6 separate regions of the Homo sapiens genome follow, and regions 2, 3, 4, 5 and 6 are each linked to region 1. Evidence: chromatin loops called from intact Hi-C (ENCODE). Cell type or tissue: heart left ventricle. All regions are shown on one strand. Region 1 holds the start of SMCO4 (single-pass membrane protein with coiled-coil domains 4). Region 2 overlaps DEUP1 (deuterosome assembly protein 1). Region 3 has its middle 9.2 kb from the start of CEP295. Region 4 overlaps SMCO4 (single-pass membrane protein with coiled-coil domains 4). Region 5 has its middle 26 kb from the start of LINC02746. Region 6 has its middle 37 kb from the start of SLC36A4.

Evidence for each region. Peaks named below come from ENCODE experiments on the same cell type or tissue, not always from the same donor. Only the 100,000 strongest peaks of a DNase experiment are listed, where the experiment ranks them.
Region 2: a loop joins it to region 1, with 1.9 times the contacts of the local background. A loop is called at or near these places in 10 of 110 quality-filtered maps.
Region 3: it touches region 1 in a loop (6-fold over the local background); 69 of 110 quality-filtered maps call a loop at or near these places.
Region 4: it touches region 1 in a loop (5-fold over the local background); 27 of 110 quality-filtered maps call a loop at or near these places.
Region 5: it touches region 1 in a loop (5-fold over the local background); 9 of 110 quality-filtered maps call a loop at or near these places.
Region 6: a loop joins it to region 1, with 10 times the contacts of the local background. A loop is called at or near these places in 98 of 110 quality-filtered maps.

What each region holds. Positions count from the first base shown.
Region 1 is chr11:93,541,803-93,545,802 of GRCh38, forward strand. It overlaps SMCO4 (single-pass membrane protein with coiled-coil domains 4), which reads right to left and starts at 1,589. Exons shown (of 3, transcript NM_020179.3): 1 at 1,474-1,589. RefSeq lists silencers at 1,080-1,319, 1,450-1,499, 1,660-1,789. In heart left ventricle, a CTCF peak has its summit at 1,656 (motif pointing left); DNase peaks (open chromatin) are centred at 869, 1,219 and 1,639; H3K4me3 peaks cover 2,262 bases; H3K27ac peaks cover 1,867 bases.
Region 2 is chr11:93,392,602-93,396,601 of GRCh38, forward strand. DEUP1 (deuterosome assembly protein 1) reads left to right here. Exons shown (of 14, transcript NM_181645.4): 10 at 1,858-2,055; 11 at 3,638-3,724. Among named protein-coding and RNA genes, the nearest start is that of DEUP1, 64 kb to the left of the region's middle. In heart left ventricle, no CTCF peak of the experiment used is centred here; no DNase peak of the experiment used is centred here.
Region 3 is chr11:93,650,514-93,654,513 of GRCh38, forward strand. No RefSeq gene overlaps it. Among named protein-coding and RNA genes, the nearest start is that of CEP295, 9.2 kb to the right of the region's middle. In heart left ventricle, a CTCF peak has its summit at 1,748 (motif pointing left); no DNase peak of the experiment used is centred here; H3K27me3 peaks cover 1,490 bases.
Region 4 is chr11:93,480,302-93,484,301 of GRCh38, forward strand. The region is part of intron 2 of SMCO4 (single-pass membrane protein with coiled-coil domains 4); the gene reads right to left. Among named protein-coding and RNA genes, the nearest start is that of SMCO4, 61 kb to the right of the region's middle. In heart left ventricle, a CTCF peak has its summit at 1,556; no DNase peak of the experiment used is centred here.
Region 5 is chr11:92,939,904-92,943,903 of GRCh38, forward strand. No RefSeq gene overlaps it. Among named protein-coding and RNA genes, the nearest start is that of LINC02746, 26 kb to the left of the region's middle. In heart left ventricle, a CTCF peak has its summit at 2,256; no DNase peak of the experiment used is centred here; H3K27me3 peaks cover 948 bases.
Region 6 is chr11:93,233,013-93,237,012 of GRCh38, forward strand. No RefSeq gene overlaps it. Among named protein-coding and RNA genes, the nearest start is that of SLC36A4, 37 kb to the left of the region's middle. In heart left ventricle, CTCF peaks have their summits at 1,779 and 3,927 (motif pointing left); a DNase peak (open chromatin) is centred at 1,779.

The DNA.
Region 1 (4,000 bases):
TTTATAAGAACAGGCTAAGGCTTATTTTCTGTGGCTGATCCAGCCTTACAAGAAAAAAGATTTCACTGTGTCCCTCAGAAACCTACTCCTGTCTACATCACACTGTCGAGCTCTCTCTTTATACCCCATGTGACAGATAAGAAAACAGAAGTCCAGAGAGAGCAAGTGACTCATCCAAGGTCAAACTTCTTGCTAACACATCTAGGACGAGAATAAGGGCTCAAGAAGCCCACTATGGGTCTCTTGCCGTATCACTGCTGCAAATGACCAGGCATACTGGTGTCTTGAATACAAAGTTTATTTGTAAAGGGGAAAAAAAAAAAGCCAACATGAGTCATCTGCATTGTCAACGGGCTCCACACAGGTTGTTCTAATAAAGCATCCAGCACCTCCAGAACCACTTGTTTCTGAAAGCACCAACCTACGCAGACACTAGCAGGCCATGTCTTCCACCCTTGCCACCCTCGAGGCTGTGAGCAGATGCGCTGTTGGGCTCTGGGGATCTAGAGGTGTCACTTAAAGAGCAAGGGAGCCTGGAGCTTGGCAGTACTGACTGGATGAGTGGATGGGTGGGTGTATGAGGACATGGGAGTGTTTTCTGACAGCTCCCGGAGATAGTTATGATATCATGCAGCCTAATCCCACTCATCTTGGAACACCCCAAACATCTCATCCGCTCAGCTGTCCCTCCTCAACTTCCTCAGGGCAAAAGCACTGCAGTCTGAGGTGAATCTGGCCGCTGGGGAGGGGCGGTAGTCGGCCCCAGCAGCAGAGGAAGCAACGCTCAGCTCCCTCCTCCACCCACCCCGTACAGGAACTCCCCACTGGGTCTTCAGATGCCAGAGGCGTACCCAGCTCGGAGCCTGCCCCGGGTCTCAGGGTCGGTCCCGAAAGAACGGGGGAGGAGGAAGGCTCTATCCCGCCCCCGCCTCACCTCTACTCCCCGACCCCCAGGCGCCGACCCTTCTCACCCGCAAGGTCCGCCGCCGGACTCTTGTCCACTCCCAGAGACCCTGAGCGCACCCCTTTCTCGGCGTCCTCAAAGGACCCGCGTTTCCCACCTTCCCATACGGGGCCCTCCCGGCCGCCCCGGCCCAAGCCCTTTGCACTGCGTCCCCCGGCCCCTGAGTCCGCCCCGCACCCGCACTTCCCGCCCGGCCCCGCGGGCTCGCGGTCCGCCCCAACTTTTCCCAGCCCCCGCCCCGCAGCAACCGGGATGCAGCGTCTCGAGCCGCGACGGGCAGGCGAGCTCGAGTCCCTCGGGCCCCCAACCCCGCCCGCACGAGTTGCGCTCGGGACCCGCCGGGCGCCCAGGCCTGGGTCAGCAGCACTGCGCGGAGGCGGAGCCGGCGTGGCGGGAACCGTACTGTCCCGGCGCCGCACCCCCGCCCGGTGCCCGGTGCCCCGTGCCCCGCGCCCGCCCGCCGGCTCGCCCGCCCCGCCGCCGCCGCCGCCGCGCCGCTCCCAGCCCACCTGCCCGCGGGCGCCGCCGCCGCCGCCGCCACCACTGCCGGGAATACGTGGCAGTGGCCGCCGCCGCTTGCGCTCCCCGCCTCGCCTCTCCTCTCGGCGCCCGCGCGGGCGACTCTGGCGCGCCAGACCGCAGCGCCAGGCGCCCTCTGCCGCCGGGAAGCCGAATCCTCCCGTCCTAACCCTAACTCGCTGGCTGCCCCCGCCCGGGCCTCGGCTCCCGCCCCCTCTTCCCCGTTCCCGGCTCAGACTGTCGCTTCCGAGCGACCTGGGTTCTCGCCCGGCCTGCTGCTGCCGCTGCCTCCAGGAAGTTCGCCCTGACCACCTCTGCAGGCTCAGCGCGCTTCCTCCGGCTCCCGCGCAGCGGGTGCTTAAGTCACCCCCTTGTTGATATATTTCCTGCTTCTTTGAACGCCTCGCCCGTGAGATAGCAGAATCGGAAAGGGGATAGTTGGAGGCAAACGCCATGTCTGTTGTGTTCACCATTCTCTCCTCCAGGGCAAGGTTAGCGCCCTGTCTGGAATACTGAAGTGCGCAATAAATACTTGTGAAGAGAGCAAACGAGTAGATGAATGAGTTGAGACTTTTACCGCTGTCTACCCAAGTAGGCTTTGAAACCTCAAGCGGACAGAGATCCTGACCTGGATTTGTTTTTTGTAACTTACACGTGCATATGTGTGCGCAGCTCAGCATAAATAAATGAGATTCACAATTCCCCACCTCGGACCAGCGCCAAATCCGCAAGAGGCCCACGGCTAAATGTTATTCAGGGCTTTTGGTCAAACACGTTTAGGTTTGAGATCTACCTCTTAAAAGCTGGGCAATCGCGGGAAAGCTCATCTCCCTGGCCCACAGTGAACACGTCTATAAATTAAGAATAATAAAACCTACTTCACAGAGTTGTGAGAATTAATTGAGATGGTGCACTATAAAGTTCTTTACGCAGCCCCGATGTGTGCGGTGGTATGTAAATGGTAGTTATTGTTGTATTACTACTGATGCAGTAGGTGATTTTAAAAACTATCTTCGAAATGTAAAATATTGACTACCTTTTCACCTTAAAACCTTTATATGTGTGGTATTGTCACCTGCTCAGCAAGGCCAGCCCGGGGAGCAAGGCCACTCCTGTAACCTCTTCCCCTCCACCGGTAAAAATATAACAAGTCTTGGGGTTTTTTTGTTCTGTTTTGAAGAATTGTGGAACCCACTCTTCTGCAGGTTTTCCACCTGGATTTCTGTGGCCAATCTCTTAATTAACAAGTTTTTATTTTAGGGATGTCAAAGACAGGGAGCCCTTTGAAAGCACCTGCAGTCTACTGGCTCTTCCTGTTTTCTTCCTGACCCTCTCTCAAACAACTTAAGGCTTTTTTTTTCATTTTTACAGGAAGTGTCCTTCCTGCTGCGTACAAAAGGCAGCAATGCAGTAGAGTGGGATCAGAGGGGATTGGGCTGCATACACCTTGGGCTTTCTGCACCTCAGTCCCCTCAACGGTAAACTGTGGAGAATAAGACCTTGTCACATTGGGAGATCATTCATGATCCGGTCTGTGAAGGAAATAAGGAAATACCTGAAACACAAAGATATTTAATAAAAGGCAACTATTGATCAGTTTATTTAGCATGTATTTAAGGAGCATCTTTTTAGTGTTCTATGCGCTGAAAGAATGAGGGGAACACGCGTGTGTGAGGTAAGTTTCCTACCTTCAAAGGAGTTTGAGCTGTAGCTCCACACTAGGGCAGAGGGATTGGGAGCATATGGGATGCAGCTAAATATGAAATTAGCAAGCCTCAAGGTTTAAATTGGGGCAGTGGTACTGCCGTGTGAATTGCTTTAATTCATTATCATTGTAAATGCCATTTTCCTCTAAATATTATGTACACAACTTCCCAAGGCCACTGCTAAAAATTAATGAATAATTTTATGAGGCAAGCAGAGCCACTGATGTAGGACTCAGTCCCTTAATAAGGTGACTCCACATGCTCCCTTATAGTAGTAATAACATAGATATTGTGTCTGTGAAAGTGCCATCCTTGGCTGGGCGTGGTGGCTTACCCCTGTAATCCCTGCACTTTGGGAGGCCGAGGTGGGTGGATCACCTGAGGTCAGGAGTTCGGGATCAACCTGGCCAACACGATGAACCCCGTCTCTACTGAAAATACAAAAACTAGCTGGGCGTGGTGGCAGGCACCTATAATCCCAGCTACTTGGGAGGCCTGAGGCAGGAGAATCACCTGAACCCAGAAGGCGGAGGTTGTAGTGAGCTGAGATCATGCCACTGCACTCCAGCCTGGGCAACAAGAGTGAAACTCTGTCTCAAAAAAAAAAAAAAAAAAAAAGAGAGAGAGAGAGAAAAGAAAAAGAAAGTGTCATCCTTTATAGGTTAGAGTTGTGTATCTTGCAATGCAAGTCTCAGAGGAAAAGTTTACACATTTTACACTAATGGCTTCTAATGAATCACCCCTACTGAGTTGTCCTTCTGTAGCTCCCTCCCACGTTGACCCTGGAGTTGGCCTTGTGACTTCCTTTAGC
Region 2 (4,000 bases), 150 kb before region 1:
CCTAGATACTTGATGATATTAAGGAATTCTTAATCTTTACAGACATTGTAATAACATTCTGGCTACATTTAAAAAAAAGAGAGAGCCTTGTTCTTTTAAAGATATATACTGAAATGTTTAAAGGTGAAATGAAAAAAAAAATCCATTTTAAAAAAGTGCCCTGGAGAAAATTCATGTTTCTTTTGTGGCTAGCCTCTACTTAACTCTCCAGCCTTATTTCTCAGAGCAGCTAACTCCTAGCTACCCTAAACTCCTTTTAGTTCACTGAGTGTGCCATGCTTTCACTCACTGAGCTCTTTGCCTGGGATCCCTCCTCCTTCTCCTCCCTCCTCTTCCTCCTCCTCCTCCCTCCTCTTCCTCCTCCTCTTCCTCCTCCTCCGAGCCCTCCTCCTCCTCCTTCTTTCTCCTCCTCCTCCTCTGAGCCCTCCTCCTCCTCCTTCTACTTCTTTCTCCTCCTCCTCCTCCTTCTTCTTCTCTTCCTCCTTCTTTTTTTTTTTTTTTTTTGAGACAGGATCCTGCTGTGTCATTCAGGCTGGAATACAGTGGTGCAATCAGGGCCTACTGCAGCCTAGACCTCCTAGGCTTAAGGGATCCTCCCACCCCAGTGCCCCTTCCACCCGACTAACTGAGACTGAATGCACATGCCACCACACCCGGCTAATGTTTTTACTTTTCATAGAGCATCTATATGTTCTATTTTTTTCTATGCCTTTTTATTTTTTTTATTTTTATTTTTTGAGACAGGGTTTTGAGACAGGGTCTTGCTCTGTCACCCAGGCTGGAGTGCAGTGGCATGATCTCAGCCCACTATACTGCAACCTCTGCCCCCTGGGTTCCAGGCATCCTTCCCACCTCAGCTTCCCACACAAGCCACCACGCCCGGCTAGAGCATCTCTAATTGGCATTCATTCATCCTTCAGTTTTGGGTCTGATGACCCTTCCTCTGGGAATCCTATCCTGTCATCCCTAGGCTGGGTTAAACACACTGCCACTACATACTGCTGACACTAATTGCTACACTGTGTTGTAATCGTCTATTTTTCTGTTTCCCCAATGGACTATGATTTTTTTTTAGACGGATGATTATGTACTTTAAGTCTCAAGAATTAGAAACAGTAATGGTTTCTAGAAAGATGCTAAGAGGCTAGACAAAGACAGCAGTTGTAGGAATGGAGACAGAGGCAAGACTTAAAAGAGGTTGAAATAGAATGGACAGAATTCATTGCCTGACCAGGTTTGGGAGGACAAGGGTGGAGAGGAGTCAGAGACAATCCAGAGGTTTGTAACATGGAAGCTTAGCCAAGATTCAGAAAATAAGAGGCTTAAGTAAGGGAAGTGATGAGTTTTCATGAAGACATTGTTTGAAGTTTACTGTAATGTGATTCTGAGAAACAAATGTTTAGTTACAAACAGTACAGCCTATTTTAGTTTTAAAAAAGCACTGAATTTAAAGCCAAGAGTCCTAGATTCCAGTCCTAGCTTTGCCGATTATTAGCTTTATGACTTTGAGCAAATCATGTAACCATTTTAAAGCCAATTTTTTTCTCCATGAAAATGCTTGATAATACTTTCTTTACCTTCCTCTCAAAGTGGTTATCAAAGTAGTATCAGTCATAGGTGATGATTTGCATACAACAGAAAATAGAAGTGAGAAATGAAATGTTGGAATTGGAAGGAAAAAAGGTAATGAGTCATTATTATATGTATCTGTTTTTAATTTAGCATTGATCAGAAAAGGAGGGTGAAGTGGGCCCTGACAAAGTTTCAGAATAGAAGGACTGAACATGGCCAGTAAAATTTTAAGCTACTCTATAAATAAAAGGATTCAATAATATTTCCAGTCTCTATCTGCTGCAGATAAGAAGCCAACTCCAACAGGTGGAAGAGTACCATAACTCTGAGCAGGAAAGAATGAGGAATGAAATCTCTGACCTAACAGAAGAGCTTCATCAGAAGGAGATCACTATAGCAACTGTCACAAAGAAAGCTGCCCTTCTGGAAAAACAGTTAAAAATGGAATTAGAAATAAAAGAAAAAATGTTAGCAAAACAAAAGGTATGCAAGCAGGCAGAATAGCACTTGTCTAGGGCACATTCTTGCTCAGTGCCAATAGTAGCCTTCATTATTGACTAATGAAAACATTACATTTCTTGGTATTATTTCTGAGACTAGCTTCACAGAAATGCTTTGTGGTGTTACATAAAACCTTTCAGAGATAACACAAAGTGTCACCAACAAAAAGGACTAGGGAAATGACAGTGCAAGACAATTTCATTAAATCTCATCTTTCCATTTTCTTGTAACCTATATTCTGATCACCTCCCACAGTACACTCTAATCAAATATTTCTTCCTGAGTATGTTTTTCTGTATTTCTCTTCCATTAACATTTTTATCTTTAAAAAAAAGTCTCTATTCCAGCTCTTCTTCAACACTTCCTACCCCTCCCCCACACTTCATGTATTTCTTTCAGGCTTTTTACAAATGGATGTTGAAACATGAAAATTAGTTCATATTTACTGAACATGCAGTCAATGCACAGCATGGTACGTGAGGAAAAACAGCAATTGTAACATTCTTCTGTTAAAATACTACAAGTAACTTCTACATCCTTCCTTTCCTTCCTGCCTATTTATTTTTTAAATTCCCTCCATCCCTTACTCATGATCAAATGGATGGCCTACTATTGAGAGCACAGGGTTTATCTGCTTTTTTACCCCAAATCTAAAGGTTTTGAGAGCATCATTTAATAATTTTCTAGGCATATGAGGGTCACTTCACAAATAACATGACTAAAATCGTGAATTATGAAAACAGAAAAGATTTAGCCTTTGCCCAGTTGTAAGCCTTAAACCGTGATTTATTGTTGCAGTACACAGGAAAACAGCACAGATGGGATAATCTCTTTGGTTGTACCTGTATAGGCAGGGATATTTTACAGGTGTTAACAGTGATCTGGCTAGTTGGATTATGAATAATTTTTATTTTCACCTTTATATTTTTGTACGTTTTCTAGGTTTTGTCAATGAGCATAAATTGGTAATTTACAAAATTAAATCTTTTTAAGGCACGTGTTTTATACAGAAATGAGTCCTAGAGAAGTAAAAGGACAGATACCATATCCAAGTCCTGTCAAGTAGAATAAATCAGGGAAAGATAAAATAAATTGAGAGACAAAATGAAGTAGTCACTAAAAAAGATGGAATTTTGGCAGAAATATCAGAACAAAATTAAACATGAAAGTTATGTATTGCCTATTGTAAAAATTAATCAGGTGTTGAATAAATTTAATGGACAGTTACTCAAACATGCTTTTAACATGTGCTTTTTCTGGTGACAATTTGCATACAATAGAAAATAGAAACCAGAAATGGAATTTTGGGATTGTAGGACAAAACTAAATGAATCATTATTGAAAGTATATGCTTGTAGTTTAGCATTGATCAGAAAAAGACGTAAAGTGGTGCCTGCCAAAGACAGGAGAACTAAATAAGAATACCTGAATGTTATTGGTCGTACCGAAGAAGTGTTTCCCTTCATTACACTTAGAAAATATTTGTATTCACAAGACAAAATTTTAATAGAATTATGAGTTTTTATTATGAATTTTACATTTGCCTTTTATCTGCTAATTTCAGGTCTCAGATATGAAATATAAAGCTGTCAGAACTGAAAACACACATCTAAAAGGAATGATGGGAGATTTAGACCCCGGAGAATACATGGTAATATGCTGACATCATTCAATAAATTGAACAAAGAGATTACTGAATTGGTCACGATTAACCTAGACATCATTTATTGAGCACTTGCTGTGTGTTAGACATGAAGGAGTTGGGTGGTAAATTATCTTGTGCTTCAGTTGAGGTTACTTTTATCCTCAGGCTAGAACATTGGAATGTCTGGTTTTCTCCCTTGTTCTTTGGTTGGATTGGGCTCAATTCTGATCATTTCCCTCAAATATGCCAAGCATGCTATTTCCTTGCTTTTCTTCTTGCTGT
Region 3 (4,000 bases), 110 kb after region 1:
GGAAGATGAGGAGAAACAGACAAAAGGGACTGAAGAGCAGTGGCCAATAAAATAGGAGAGCCTCCTAGAAGGTGGTGTCCTGGAAGGCAAACGAATTCCAACAAGTAATGATCAGGTGTCAAGTGCGGTTCAGAGGTCAAGGAAGATGAAGTTGGAGGACAAACCAAGGGCTTGACAACATGGAGGTCATGGTGACCTTGGCAAGAACTATGTGTGGAGGAATGTGGACAAAACCTGATGGAGTGGGTTTAGGAGAAGCAAGAAAAGATGATGCAAGGCTGATAAGAATAAACAACTCTGTCAAGCATTCCAGGTGTCTAAGGAAACAAGAAAATGGGCTGGAGTTGGAGGTGGAGTGATATCAAAGAAAAAAATTTTTTTTAAAAGATGTAGTCTCATTCTGTTGCCCAGGCTGGAGTGCAGTGGCGCAGTCTCGGCTCACTGCAATCTCTGCCTCCTGGGGTCAAGCAATTCTCCTGCCTCAGCCTCCCAGGTAGCTGGAATTACAGGCATGCACAACCACACAGCTAATTTTTGTGTTTTTTTTAGTAGGGATGGGATTTCACCATGTTGGCCAGGCTGGTCTCAAACTCCTGGCCTCAAATGATCTGCTCGCCTCAGCCTCCCAAAGTGTTGGGATTACAGGTGTGAGCTACTATGCCCGGCCCAAAGAAGATTTTTTTTAACGAGATGGGCGTTATTATCTCATATCTGTTTGCTAAAGAAACAGTATAGCACAGAGAGGAAAAATGGCAAAGGAAAAACAGGGACAACTGTTTGATTAAGGGAGATAGGATGAGATCTAATAAATAAAAGAGAAGATACCTTGGAAAGAAGCAAACACAAAGAATTTATTACACAATTGTTTATAGTGGTAAAAAACCTGAAAATTAATAAAAAGTTTATCAGCAGGTACTGGGTAAGCAATTTAAGGGGTTTAAGTACAAAACAACAAAACATAATCATTAAAACTGTTAGTGAAGATTCTATATTTATTTACATGGTAATGCATGCACAATAAAAAGCAAAACGAAACAAAACAAAAACCAGCATAGTCAAGTCCTGACTAAAAATGATTAAAAGTGCTTTATCTACATAAGATTCGAAGATAGTTTCTGCTTTCTTCTTTATGATATTCCATATTATTTTTTACAATAGACACATATAATATGCTTAAAACTCTTTTCTCTCCTTAGAGCCACTGCCTAAGGCAGGCAGTGCCTCTCGCTGAAGCTCTGTTAGAGGCTTTGAATGGTGACTTAATATCAAGTCCTTTCAAGACTTCCTCCTTAACCTATCTACCACTCCCCACAAACAGCAATACAAATCCCAACTCTGCCACGTATTAGCTGCTTGCTTTCGAGCAATGTATTTAACCTTCACAAGCCTATTCCTTCACCCGTAAAATAATGATTTGAAAAATCTGCCTCAGAAGATTGCTGTGTGGGTCAAGGAAGACAATGTAGGTAAAGTGCCTAGCACAGTGCCTGGCACGTAACAGGTACTGAATACCAGGCTGTTGTTACCTGGGTGTGCTACCCTCGTGCACTAACACATTTCGAGAGGATGACAATGGGGGACCCTGCTCTTGCCAGTAGCAATGCTGCTGCCTTTGCTTTTTCCTATTTCTGGTGATGCTGTTCTCCTCTTGTCTGATGCAGGGGAATTTGTGAGAATAGGAAAAGAAAAAATTTCTGAGTCTTCTCACTCGCCCACAAATATTCCAAAATTTGGCTAATCCGCCCCCTAGTGGCAGACATTATAATTTCTGTCACTTTTTTTCCAACTGGAATTGCAAGAAAATACCCATAAAGGATTCATTTGAGATATTTGCCGCATCTCCTACTACCGGCCTTGTCACTACCATGTAAAGGCAGGACAGTGCCTAAACTGGCCCATTGCTTGCTTCCTTATGTTAAGGCTTTGAATGTCTTTCTTAAAATGCAAACATGCGCCTAGGAAGAGTAGTCTAACTGAATCCTTCAGCCTGAACTAGCTAGCCTGAAGGACGAGATGCAGAGTAGATGAGGGTCAGGAGAGGCCATGAGAGGCTAGCCATAAAGGTGAGTCATCAAGGGGGCCTGTGGCTATCTCAGGGGTGAGGAGCAGAAGGCACAGGTGCCAAAAATGCTTTCCCTGCTCCCTCAAAAATCATAAATGTTTATCTAGGAGTCATACCTTAGAACAGAGATGGATGTCATAAAACTAGAACATAGCTTTTTTTTTTTTTTTTTTTGAGACAGGGTCTCAAAAAGTTGCCGTGCAGTGGCGTGATCATGGCTCACTTCAGCATCTATCTCCTGGGCTCCAGTGATCCTCCCGTCTCAGCCTCTTGAGTAATTGGGACCACAGGCACATGCCACCACACCCAGCTAATTTTTTTTTTATTGTTAGTAGAGATAAGGTTTCACTATGTTGCCCAGGCGGGTCTCAAACTCCTGAGCTCAAGTGATCTGCCTGCCTTGGCTTCCCAAAGTGCTGGGATTACAGATGTGAGCCACTATGCCTGGCCTGGAACCTACCGTTCTTGAAGGAAAGGAATGCAAAATTTCCTAGCCCAAAAGGTGACTCTTTTTAACATGTTAGTATGCATTTGTGCTGGCAAAAAGACCCTTAGATTTTGAGTCAAAAGACCAGGGATTGAGTGCTCCTCTTGTGGTTGACAAGATGAGTAATAACAGGCAAGCTATTTAGCCTTTCTGAGCGTGAATTTTGTCATCTGTAGAATGGGCATGATGGTGGTAATTCTGCTCTCAGTGAAATGTGTATGGTTTTGTTTGTTATTTAGGTCTTCCTGAGATTGGCGTGCCGTGACTAGGGTTGAAGGTGAAAGAGGGACATTTACTGAAAAGGTACACACCTCTTCTGACCTGGGCCTGGCGGCTTGATGACATTAGATTGTGAAGCCCTTAGCTCTTTAATAAAGCTGAGGAGAGAATGTGCAGGATGCATAGATCCCTATCAGAGAGCTTGGGGAAAATCCCAAAAGTGAAATCCCAATAGTGAAGTCTTAGGAGCAAAGATGGGAGGGTAGAGAAAAAGAAAGTGGGGGAAAAGGCAGGGGCAGAATAGAAGCTTGAAACTTGCTAAGTATTACTGGAGATGAGATTTCAAAGAAGTAGGATAAGGGCTTTATCTAACGGAGAAAGGTCAACATGAGCCCAAATGTGGAACCCACAGACATGGTGTGAGGGAGATGGAACATGCTGGAGGGGCCTCCGGGAGCTCCAGAAAAGGTGATTCTGTAATGGGTGGTGCATGACTGAAATGGTGATAAGACCATATGCAACAGATCTGACTTCAGAATTGGGTCATCAGGTGCCACTCAATAGGAACAAGTCAAGTAAAAGAGGGTACACCAGGCACAAAGTTTAATCACACCAGACATATAGTGGAAAAGGCCTCCCTACTAGCCAATGAATTAAAGCCCAGAATTATTTTTTAAGCTAGATCATACTACAATAATCAGGACATGGATCTGAAAAACAGTCTATTATTTGTGAGTACATACATTCTTTCATTTGTTCATCAGATATTTATTGAGGATTACCTATTGTTCTAGCCCCGTAGAGATGCGGTTTCCTTCAAGGTAGAAGGTGTGATTAAAGTTTAGCAGAGAAAGTTCAGGATACCTACAGATCACAGCTGGCTAGAAGAGAAACACATATAGCATAGACCATTGTTCACACAAGAACTCAGTAAATATTTATTGAGTGATATGTTTTGGCTCTGCATCCCCACCCAAATCTCACCTCGAATTGTAATCCCCACATGTTGAGGGAGGGACCTGCAATTCCCATGTGTCGAAGGAGGGACGTGACTGGATCATGGGGGTGGTTTTTCCCATGCTGTGCTCATGATAGTGAGTGAGTTATGGTTTTATAAATGTTTGGAAGTTCCTCCTTCGTGCTTCTCTCTCTCTTCTGCTACCCATGTAAGACTTGCCTGCTTCCCCTTCCACCATGATTATAAGTTTCCTGAGGTCTCCCCAGCCATGCAG
Region 4 (4,000 bases), 62 kb before region 1:
CACCGTCAGCACTGGACATGGGCACTGGAGCAGGAGGTGCCGAGCCACCATGACCACCCCCAAAAACTAGATGTGGCTGCTGGCACAGTCTCCAGATGAACTCGCCACCCCCCAGCATTCTGCATCACCAGCTTCCATGCATGTGTGACTAGCCAAGCCCCGGCCCATATGCCCACAGCCTAGCCTTCCAATTTGTACAGCAGGAAGAGTACTTTTCAAACACAGTGACGGAGTGGGGTTGGGTATCAGGGCTATATCAAAGGCAGATGTCCATTACAATATTCTCGGAGAGTAGCATGGAGTGAGGGGTTCTTGGAAGCAGAAGAGCACTGAATACCAATGTTCCTCTAGCAGAGGGACCTATGCTGTATACTGTCTGCCCTGTTTTGTCCCAGGGTAGTGGGTGGCCTGTCATCATCTTGAGGAGGAAGATGACATTTACACCTAAGTGACCGAGGTGGTAGAATGTGAACTCAGAGTTGGGAAAGGTCTTACTGACACCATCCTGTTTTTATGAGGGATACTTAATCTCTTACCATTCCTCTCACTCCATTTAGACCCCAAAACCTTTTTTGTATCATTCAAAATCAGGCAGAGTTTCCTAAGGTATGAGATGACAAATATTATTGTGCTAGGATGGCATAATGCCAATCAAAAGCAAACATTAAGGTTCAGCAAATATTAAGGGAAGCGCCATTTGGGCAAATGTATAATTTCCTTCATGAAATAAGGAACAGAGAGAAAAAAAAAAACACCTACTATTACTTTCTTAAGGCCTGAAAGGTATAGGAACCCCTGGCTTTACCAATTCTCCTTTTCAAGTCTTCCAAAGGACTTCCAGGCAGACTTGCCTTCAAATCCAGGACCAATCACTTACAGGCTAAATGGCTTTGAGCAAGTCACTTAACTCCACTAGGCCTCCATGCCATCATCTGAACAATGAGAACAGCTTGTCTTAAAGGATGACTGTGAGAATCTGGAAAACAAATGCATCTGTACCCAGAGCTCTGCCCGCCCGCAGGGACGCGGTACAGGTGGGCTGAGACATCTCCACCCATACCCGTGGGCGGCCCAGGGACGGGTGCACTGAGCTCCTCTAAGCCTGACTGCAGCCTTGAGTGATGCCCACCTTCGCGGGACCGTGGTGAGGATGGAGTAGGAAGCTGTATAACTCAGGGCTTGGCACAGAGCGGGCGGCGAATTCGTGCTAGCTGACATACCAACACCTGGAACACACCCCAACGGCCCTGTGAGTCAGACAGACAGGCTTTATTATCCCCATCACGGAAGGGAGGAAACCAAGGAGCAAAGGGGAAAAATGTCTTGCCAACAGTCACCCAGTTTGTAAATACCCCATGGCTTCTAACAGAGCAATGGACAGCATTCCTGTTCAAAGCTGCAAATGGCAGCCTATTCTCTCCGACACGGCCTCAAAAAAATTGTTTAAAAAGAAACAAGCCATTAGCAGCACTCTGATTCGTGGCCATTTCCTTGTGGAGCTAATGGCCTGTCGGAGCCCGCTGCTGTCTCTCCCAAATTCCTCACAGGACTGGCAGGTGGCACCCCAGGCCTGGGGCTAGCCATGCCCTGGCTGGCTGGCTAGCAGTGCTGGGCCTGACTTCCCTCCTGCACTTCATGCTGCTGTCTGCATCCACCCACACAAGTGTAGTTGACATTCAAAGGCCCCAGCCTCCACAATGACCAGTTCTCAACATTTGTAAGATGCATTCAGAAGTTCCTGGAGGCATGGAAAAAAGCCTCAAGCTGCTGGGGCCAGGGCCGGTCTGGTCAGGATTTAAAGGGCAAACATGCCCGTCTGAATCCTGGGTACTTCATCAGGCTTCAGGAGGAGCAGCGTCTCTGCTCTCACTCACCTGTGAGCTGGGGCAGCAAGGGAAAGCATCTCTGAGATAACGACTGGGGAGGGGACCCTATGGTGAAAAGGGACCAACCAGGAAAAAAGCTGGGAAGAGCACCAGGCAGAGGGCAGAGTGGCCTGAGCCAGGGAGGGCATGGGCACTGGGGAAGGGCGGACTCAAGAAGCGCATTGAGTGCTCTGCATGTGAGGATGCTTCTTAGACATCGTCATGGAAATAATATCAAGGAGGCAATTGGATAAATGAGTCAGGAGCTGGGTCTGGGCTGAAGATCTGTATTTGGAAGTCATCAACTATTGGATTAAGAGAGATCATGTCCAAGGCAGGCAGAGAAAGGGCCCAGGACTGAGTCCTTTCACCCTGACAGCTACAGGGCAGGAAGGGGAAGAGCAAGCATGGGGTACTCAGAGAAAAGGAGTGAGGCAAAAGAGAACGTGCTGTCGTGGGGACCAAGACAGTCAAGAAGGTCAACTGTGAGAAGACAGAGGCATTTGTGCCAGAACATAAGCGAACGCACTGCTTCCTTCCTCGGGAATATTTGGCCAGGGAAAAACTGTCAGTGGCACGTGCTCAGTGCAGAGCTGGCTGACACTCTGCTGCAAGCCCCTCTGTCTTCCGGTAGCTTGTGATGACGGGTCTGCATGCCAGCACGCCAAACAGCACCAGGGCAGAAAACTGCTTTGAAGTTTTGTGGGAAGAATGTGTGTGGCCAAAATGGTTTTTCTTTCTTTTTCTTTAAATAATAAGCGAAACTAGAGAATGATGTTTGAGGGGTCTAATAGAATGGGAGAAAACCCTGACACTGAAAAAAGAAGAGGTCTCTGTAGGAGCAAGACAAGAAGCTGAATGGACAGACCTGCCTTCGAGAGGCAAAGGACCCTTTGAACTCAACAAGAGGAGGTAGGAAGATGGCACTGGGGGCGAGGGGTGGCTCCGTACTGTGAGGGTTGGGGGACTAAAGGCTTCTGTTTTTTTCAATGAAATAGGAGAAGGTTTCAGCTTAAAGTCTGGGAAGTTGGGAGGCAGACTCAGGGAAAGAGAAATCAAGAAGCAATCACTTTTGGAGGGTGGAAAGGCCACCACAGAGCACTGTCCATGCCCGCCTCCCTCTGGGCTAAGGATCGCCTCACCATGGCTCTGGGCCCAGGGGCTGCACCGGGCGGCCTCCTGGGCCAGGGCTGGCTCAAGCACATCTGCTAGGACCTCTGAAATGTGGGCTTGCCTAAAGGAGAAGCTGGGCCAACTGGCCTCTACTTCAAGAATCTAAGAGACATGAATGGACACTGAAGTTGGACAATCACACAGTTGTAGTCACCAGGGAAGCCAGGTGGGAGAGAGGCCTGGGGGTGGAGGGAGCACTCCAGAGAGGCCACAAGAGAAGCCTCCACACTCTCCTCCTTCTAGTCGAGTCCCCTGTGAGGCCAGCTCTACACAGGTTCCTGTCCTCAGGGTACTCCGACGTGTCTCTGTATGTGATGAACGCCTCTTTCAACTTTGGCTGGCTCCAAGGGGTCTCTGTCCCTTACACTGGAAAGAGCTCTGCCTAAAATGACTGCTCCAGTTTCACAAGGAAGAATCCAAGGCCCTGCCACTGACACAAAAGAAAGGACTGGCAGAGTCAAAGGTCAAACCCACATCTGTGACTCTGAAGCCTGGACAGTCCCCACCTTCCTGGGTGTACCCCACTTATCTTCCCGCCCTTCGCCCACTTTGTGCCCCCATCATGGTTCAGCAGCCCCTTGCAGAGAGAAATAAATGAAGCTCACACGCTCAGCCTGGCTTCTGCCCAGCAAGCAGCTCAGGCAGGATGGAAGCTGCAGCCTCCAGCTTCTCAAATGCCAGTGCCCCACGGCCTCTAGCTTCCCTAACCAGGGAAACGGAAACTTCACAAATGCCTGAGTTCTACTAATTCTAATGAAACTCCACCTGCTATGCTCCTACCCCCCACCAGCACACACCCACGGCAACCGGTCAGCATGGGGACACTCCAAATGGTCCCCAGTATGTGTGGGCAGGAGACCAGAGGCAGAGAGGAGGAAAGCAGGGACGCATTCTTCAGCACAGAATTGTTTGTGATTTTTTTTCTGTGATTAGAACTTTCCCGTCTTTTCCTACTTATGTAT
Region 5 (4,000 bases), 600 kb before region 1:
CAACCCCCACTCCTGTGTGGGGCATGGTGAAAAAGACCACTGGTTCTGGAATCAGGGAATCTGGGTTCAAATACTAGATCTTCCACTTGGGGAAGAGAAGTCATGTTGATGGAGGAGAACCTCTCTAAGCCTCTGGTTTCCTAACCAAAGAGGCCAATGATAAGGCCAGCCAACTGTGCACAGGTACTTACTGGAATACTCAACATTCTGAGCCAGCAGCTATTGTGAGTGTGTCTTATAGTAACTCATTTTATCTTCGCAACTTTCTAAGAAGGTACTATTTTCATCCTTATTTAACAGGTAAAAGAAACTGAGACACAAAGATGTTAAGTGATTTGCCCAAGGACACCCAGTTAGTGAGAGTCAAGCCTGTCTGACTTGGGTTGGTGTTCTCACCCACTCACAGCAGCTGCTCCAGGCACTAGTGAGATGTGCCACTTACTGAAGCCTGCACACCTTATGTGTGTTTAGTTATCACAATAACCCACAGCGTCATTATGACACCTCTTTCATGAATAAGGCTGTGGAAGCTCACAAAAGTTACTCCATTTGCCCAAGACCAACAGAGCCACTCTGGCAAAGCCAAGATTAACTGGCTTCCAGATCTGCTCTCTTCCTATGAAAATAAGGTAACACATGGAAAATGCTTGGTAACTTGTAAAACTCTGTATTGACAATGGTATTACCATTCTCAGTGGTCCTTACTCTCTCTAGAGCTCACAACTTTGTGTTGCTTTTACAGATAAGAAAATTGAGTTCCAGGGCAGTAAGTTAATTTGCTAGCATTCCACAGACAGAGTTGGGTTTGGAACCAGGTCTGTGCTTCTCAAAATGGAGGCTCTTAGGCCCAGGGGTAATGGATAAGGTGTTCTGCATAAAGGTGGTGTATCCTTCTACAGAATTTATTTTATTCAGATATTTGGGTAAAAATATCATTTTTATGTTAAGCATAGTGATATATTAGTGCCTCAGAATGCAACACTCATATTGGTTTTTATAGTAAAATATGAGACTTCAATTCTGCTTTTCCTCCTGCAGCATAGGACTATCTCCTCAGGTCCCTGAGATATGGATTAGCCCCTTTGGTCAGGAGGGGTACTTGGGCGGATGTTGGAGAAGCTTCTGCTACACTGGGCAGCCTCTCGCTGTGCCATGTGCCTCTGCTCCCCTCACCCACAGAGGATGCTTCTAGATGAATCCTGCCTGAACTCAGGGAGGCAGAAAAGACAGTCTCATAAGAAGTCTGTGAGTCCCTGAGAGTACTTTGCTTTTTAACCAAAAGATATAATTACTTCTCTTTACCTGATTCATTCGCCAGTTGATGAAATTGATGTATTAAAATATGTTCGCTCACTAGGTTTCTAACTTTCCCAAAATGCTTCCAGACAGACAGCTTTGTGCCCACAGCTGTGAGTGTCTTGACATTTATCTCTAGCTGGGACGCTGGGATCTAGTCTAGAGTCTGTTGTGTCTTCTTCTGTGACCTCAGGCCGGGCACATTACCTCAGTGGGCTTCAGTAACCTCACTTACAGGGGACAGGAGTTGGAGAATCACTAAGATTTCTTTCCATTTGGGCAGGTTTTGGGACCCAGGGGTTAAGTAAAGACAAGAACATGAGGTTCAGTAGCTGGGAATGTAAGTTCCCTGAGAGCAAGGCCTTTTTTGTTCATTGCCTGAAACAATGCAGGACATACAGTAGACAGTGAGTTACTATTTGTTAAATGAAATGAATAAATCTCCTCAACTTCTTGCCTGGCAGAATCAGTAAATACAAAGGAGGGGACATCCAGACAGATGACCTGAACAGAGTGGGCAGCTGGCTCACCTTTGCTCCACTCCACTCAATGCTAGCCCAGAGCCTGGCATAGGTGGCTGCTCATGGATTGAGCTTTTAAACAGCACTGAGGGTGTTCGGCAGGCAGGAGTAGGGGTGGTCTCAGTGGATTGTGGTCATTAACAGTCCTTAAGCTCCAAGAGGCCAAGGGCAAGATGAGGGAACAACATGACACTTATAGCTTCTGGCTGTGTTTGTACTGGTGGAGGTGACTATTGCTACCTGACTTAGATGTGAATAAAACTGCGGAGGATAAGGGATGAGAGGTGGAAGTGTTTTCTTATTTGTGTGTGTTGTTTTAGCCCCCTAGAGACATTGTTTTGCATTTGTAGTGTAAGCAAAGGCTCCGGAGAGCTGGTGAAAGATGCTTCCTTCCCTTCTCTCCTACCCCGACATCACTGAATGTATTTTCCCTTCTCTACCACTGGGAGTCGCAAGTGCCCACAATAATGCTCCGTTTCTTTTTAATAAAACAAACGGGAAGTATCTTTTTTGTGAAGATTTGTCCTTCACTGATGCACTGCCCTTTGGTTGATGAATATTCAGAAAAGGGGTAAGGGCAGGGGATATTGTGAAGGGTAGAACAGAGGAATAATACGGGGCAAAGCTTGGAGTCTGTTTCCAAAGAGCAAAAGAACGGATCTCCTCCCCAGGTAAGCTGTCACCTCCCAACTGTGGTGGGCATAAGTACATGGTAAAGCAAGTGTGGGGTGGGAGAACGGGATGCCCGGTGTCAACCACATCCCCTACATCTCCAGGTTAAATAGTCTCCCAAGGTGACGCCATCAGGCAGTCAAAGTCAAAAACCATGAGTTTAGGATGAGGCCATATTTTAAAGGTCCATCACTTTAAAGAAAAACATTGAGTTAGAAAAGATTTAAGAAGCCCATGTACATGGCCAAAACAGCGAGTGGCTGAAGCTTGGAAAACGTTATTTTACTGGACCTTTCTTCTCCACTGGGCTGCAAACCTCAGTGTTCATAAGCTTTGCATTCCCAATGCCTGGTGTAGCTCCCGGGCCACTGTAGACTTACAGTAAGCCCTGGAAGGAAGAAGAGAGAATGAGGAAGGAAGGGAAGAGGTAAGGAAGGAAAGAATGGAAGGTGTGCGTAGTAAGAAGGTAAATGTGGCAGATGGCCCCAATGACTCCTGCCCTCTGGTGTTCATGCCTTTGCGTGATCCCTCCGCCGGGAGGTATGGGCTGGACCTAGTGACTGCCGCCCAATAGAGACTACTTCAATAGTGATGGTATCTTACTTACCAGCTTGCAAAAAGGCTGTCACTTCTGTCTTCAGCACCTTTCTCACTCTCTTACTCTTTTGTTTTGAAGAAAGCCAGCTGTCAAGTTGTGAGCTGCCAACAACCAGGTGAGTGAGCTTGGAAGCTTGGAAGAGGGTTTTCCCCCATGTGTCTTGGGATGGCCGCAGCCCCATCCAACATCTTGATTACAGCCTTGTGAGAAACCCTGAGCCAGAGACATCAGCTAACCACACTCAGATTCTGGCCCCACAGAAACTGTGAGATAGTAAGTGTTTCTTCTTTTCAGATGCTAATTTTATGATGACAGTCTTAGGCAGCAATAGGTACCTAATACAGATTTTGGTACCTAGAAGTGATATCTAGAAATGTAGGAGTGTAGGCAGTGGATGGAACCTGGAAGGGTTTTGAAGAGAGGGTTAGAGAAAGCCTAAATTGCCACAGACTTTTTATAGAAATCTGGGTTTTGAAATCACTGCTCTTAATTATTATAACTTCCATGCATCTCAAAAAATGCAGATACTCTGCACATAGAGAAAAAACTTTAGGCAAATACTTGTGTTCCTCTTTAGCTATTGCGGGATCTGGCCAGCAGCCCGCAATGCAATGGGGCTCTCTCTTTGTTCCCAGGCAGATCAGCAGGTTGAGAAATAATAGACACACACAAGATAGTGAAAGCTGGGTCCAGGGGGGGTCACTGCCTTCTGGTCCCACGGTGCCAACGATGCACTGGATATGCCAGCATTTATTATTAAGTTTAGTGAGGAGGGGGTAGGTTAGTGAGGGATTTAGGGTCATTTGATTATGAGGTGAGATGGTCACATGGGGATGAAGTAATTCTTTAACATAACATTTGTATGTAGAAGTACAGTACATTTGTATGTAGAAGTACAGTATACAGAGATAAG
Region 6 (4,000 bases), 310 kb before region 1:
AAAAGCTGAACATTTTGCTGGGGATTCTGAGCATTGCCTGATTGAGAATTGTATAAAATATTGGATTGAATGGAGTTTAATGACATTGGACATTAGTTAATTTTCCCACTAGCAGTTGAGGGTTCATGAGGACAAGAGTATAACAACAATATTAAACATTTTCTTTTTTCCTGTGTTCTTAACGAGAGTTTAATGTTGCCACATACACACTGTATTAGTCCACTCTCGCACTGCTATAAAGAACTATCTGAGACTGGGGAATTTATGAAGAAAAGATATTTAATTGACTCACAGTTCCACAGGCTGTACAGGAGGCATGGCTGGGGAGGCCTCAGGATACTTACAATTATGGCAGAAAGCACCTTCTTCACATGGTGGCAGAAGAGAAAAAGAGTGAAGGGGGAAGTGCTACACACTTTCAAACAACCAGATATCTTGAGAATTCACTCACTATCATGAGAACAGCAAGGGAACATCTGCCCCCATGATTCAATCACCTCCCACCAGGTCCCTCACCCAATATTGGGAATTACAACTGGACATGAGATTTGGGTGGGGACAGAGCCAAACCATATCACACACACATAGTTATTCATATGATTAGTTTTAAAATTCCTACCTTCCTCATTAGACTGTAAACTCCTAAGTGCAGGGACTGCCATTTTACTCCCTGCTCTAGCCCCAGTGCAGGAAAGCAGGGATATATCTGCCTTAATATCCGTGGTATCTCCAGCACTGAGAACAGTTCCTGGCATATTGTAGGCACTCAATCAATATTTTTGATGTTGAATTTTGCTCATAACTGCTTTTTGAATGAATTAATCAGTGAAAGAAATGAGACAATCAAGTGAAAGGAATACTAGTCAGTGGTTTCCCTGGATTAACAACGAGAGACAGTGAGGATTTCACAACATAAAAGTACATTTCTATGGAATCATTATTTTATACATTTCCAGACATATTGGACATAATAATACTTTACACGTGTGTAGTGCTTGCAGGTTCACAAAGGGCATTCCGCATATTGTACCATTTGATTCTTCAACAGCCCTGTAAGATAGGTCAGGTATATTAATATTTATTTTGTAGATCAGCTAACTGAGGTTCAAAGAGATTAATCAACTAACCAAAGGTGTAACGCATAGGAATCAGCAAACCCAGGGTTATAATCTAGATTTTCTTGCCCCCAGTTCATTGAGCCACACAGTAACAGCCAGACAGAAGTTTGGGGGACTGGCTAGGAGACAAGTGAGGAAGGTGCCCTGGGTGCTAGTTCATTATTCCCTTCCAGGATGCTGATCAGAATTCACCAGCATTTAAAGCTCCCTGGAGAGAAGTAGGGTCACTAAAGAGGGGAATATTTCAGCTAAAGCATTTCCCTCCTGTGCTGAGGTGAGTGTGCAGGCTTCATGCTTACCCCAGGGGGTCATGCTTACCCCAGGTGGCTCTTCCAGGGCAATGGGAGGGGTGGGGTAGGAACTGGATTCCTCCTCTCCAACCCACACACAAGGAAAAGAATGTGACTCAATTCCTCTGTGTCCCCAAAATTGTGCCATGAAAGTGAGGTTCGGTTTCCTTAGCCAGCCTGCACTTTTAAGAGAAGACTTCATGCCCTTACTTTGCAGTAGGGACTGAGGGCTGCCTGAGCAAGGACTGTGACAGCGTTGAGAGACCTTTCCTTCAAAGAGGAGGCTGCATTGCTAGTGCTTTCACCAGCCTGAAGCTGAGAACCAAAGCGGACATCAGTGTCCTGTCCAATCCTGGCACTACCCAGACTGCCCTCAGAGTGGCAGTGTAGCCTTAATTAGCGGATGCTCAGCAACTGGCTGCCTGGAGGACACAGTAGTGACACTGCTTAACTAGAATGCAGCATCCAGCCTGCACCCTTTACAGATGAACACTGGCATTTCTACTATATAATGCAATTAGGTCTCCCATCATTCATCATTTATTCATTCTTTCAATTTTTGTGTCACTTAGCAGCTATGCATTGAAAGCCTACTAAGTGTAGGAGCTCTACCAGAGGTGCTGAGGATACAAAGATTTTTTTTTTTTTAATAATTTACATGATGCTGTAAGACCTCTGGGAGCTCAATGCTTAGTGAGAGAGAGATTTGAAAATAGCAAATACTATGTAACTGGGGTAAGTGCTTAGCATAGCAGTGGTGGGAAGGAAGTGTTGTGCGATGCAGGACAGAATCCTTCAGGTCTCAGCTTAACTGTGACTTCTGCAGGGATGCTGTCTTTGTCTCCTAGACTAGGTTATGTAACCTCTTTTTTTCTGGTGTCTCAGATCCCTGTCTTTCTCCTGTTCTAACACTCAGCACTCTGTCTGGTTATTCCTTGTTTAATTGTCTATCTGTCCATTATAGATGTAACAAGCTACTCAAAAACAAGATCCATTTCTTTATTATTCTCCCCTATATCCCCAACACCTACTAGAAAGTCTGGCTCATAGTAAGTGCTCAATAAATGCTTGTTGAATGAAGATTAACAGATGTACAATCATTCCATGACATCTCAAGTATAAGAAACATTGTATGTCTTTATTTTTCTATATCAAATCAAATCTTAATTTGCCAAGATTAGTGACAATTCCAATATTCGCTTTTTAAATTTGCTTCCATCTCCTATGGATCATACTAAAATCCCAGTAGGTAAGCAGTTGAGGAAAATGGAAGTGAAAGGTCTCTGTCCCTTACATCTGCCTCTTGGGAAGCACAGGCTGAGATCTAGTCTATTGCTACCAGTCAGGCTTCTTGCGCCAGGCGGGTTATAGTTATACCTCTCACAGCAATCGCTCTACCCCTACGAGCACCACCACCCTCATCTAAGTTGTGTCCTCTTGTGATGCTTGCAAGCGGTGCACAGGTGCAAAGTGAGACCCAGAACACACTGAACATCCCAGCCTTCCCAGTCCCTGGGAAGTCACCTCCAGGATGGGGCCACTCCCCACTTTCCCACCAAGCATCATCCTCCTTCCCCTTGGAAAACTGTCCAAAGCACCTTGGTGGCTCTCCTTGCTATTATCTTGGAAGGAGGAGGTAAAGACACTTTCCAAGTTAATACTGATAAATTCACAGCTTTGAAAAGACAATATATCATTTAATTCTCAACAACTCTCCCTGTTACTACATAAATGAATATGTTATTTTGTGGAGGAATCTTTTAAAGGACATTCCATCTCCCTGTTAGAGGTAATGGAACTTCATACATCAACGAGCATCCATTATTTCTGAGCTAGTAACTTCCTTTGAGTCCCAGAAAAGAATACCTATGTGCTTGTGAGAATTAATGGAGATAATGTCTGACTGCACTTTCAGAACTAGAAGTACTACACAAACGTAGAGTATTGTTGTCATCAGCTAGTGATTTCTATATTCTGCAGCCAGCAGAGAGACGACATGATAAATGACCTCCTTGGGGTCTGTTCCAATTATCCCATGACAGCTTTCCCCCCCTCCCCCCAAACGGTCCTTCAGCCATCCATTATTCTAGAATGCTTTTAACTCCCTAAAAAATCCATGTGTCACTGTTGCTTTCTCTTTCTCTCTTTCTTACTGATTCCTAATTCAAACCTGAGACTGAGGTACTCAAGCCCAAACCACTTGTAAGGGGAATAGACTTTACTGGTCCCTTTTAATTCTAAAATTCCTTGACTTCTCAAAGCTCCTATATGTGAATGAAAGCAAATCCGTTGTCTCTCCTCTTTTCATTCATTCACTCATTTGGATAATATTTATTTAGCACCTATTCTGTGTAAGGCACCATTCTATGCATTTCTCATGTTTATAATTGCCTACACACACACCTATTTGACATTTCTACTAACGCCTGAAATTTAGCACAGTGTTTGAGCTTGCAGTGCTCTCCCACAACCACCACTGTCAATTCTTCCCTCCGAGCCCCACCTACTGGCTACTTCATGTTTTTCTCTGCTTTATCTTGGTGTCCTTGGATGCCTTACCGCTAGTGTGTCTCCACTTCTATGTCAAGGTTC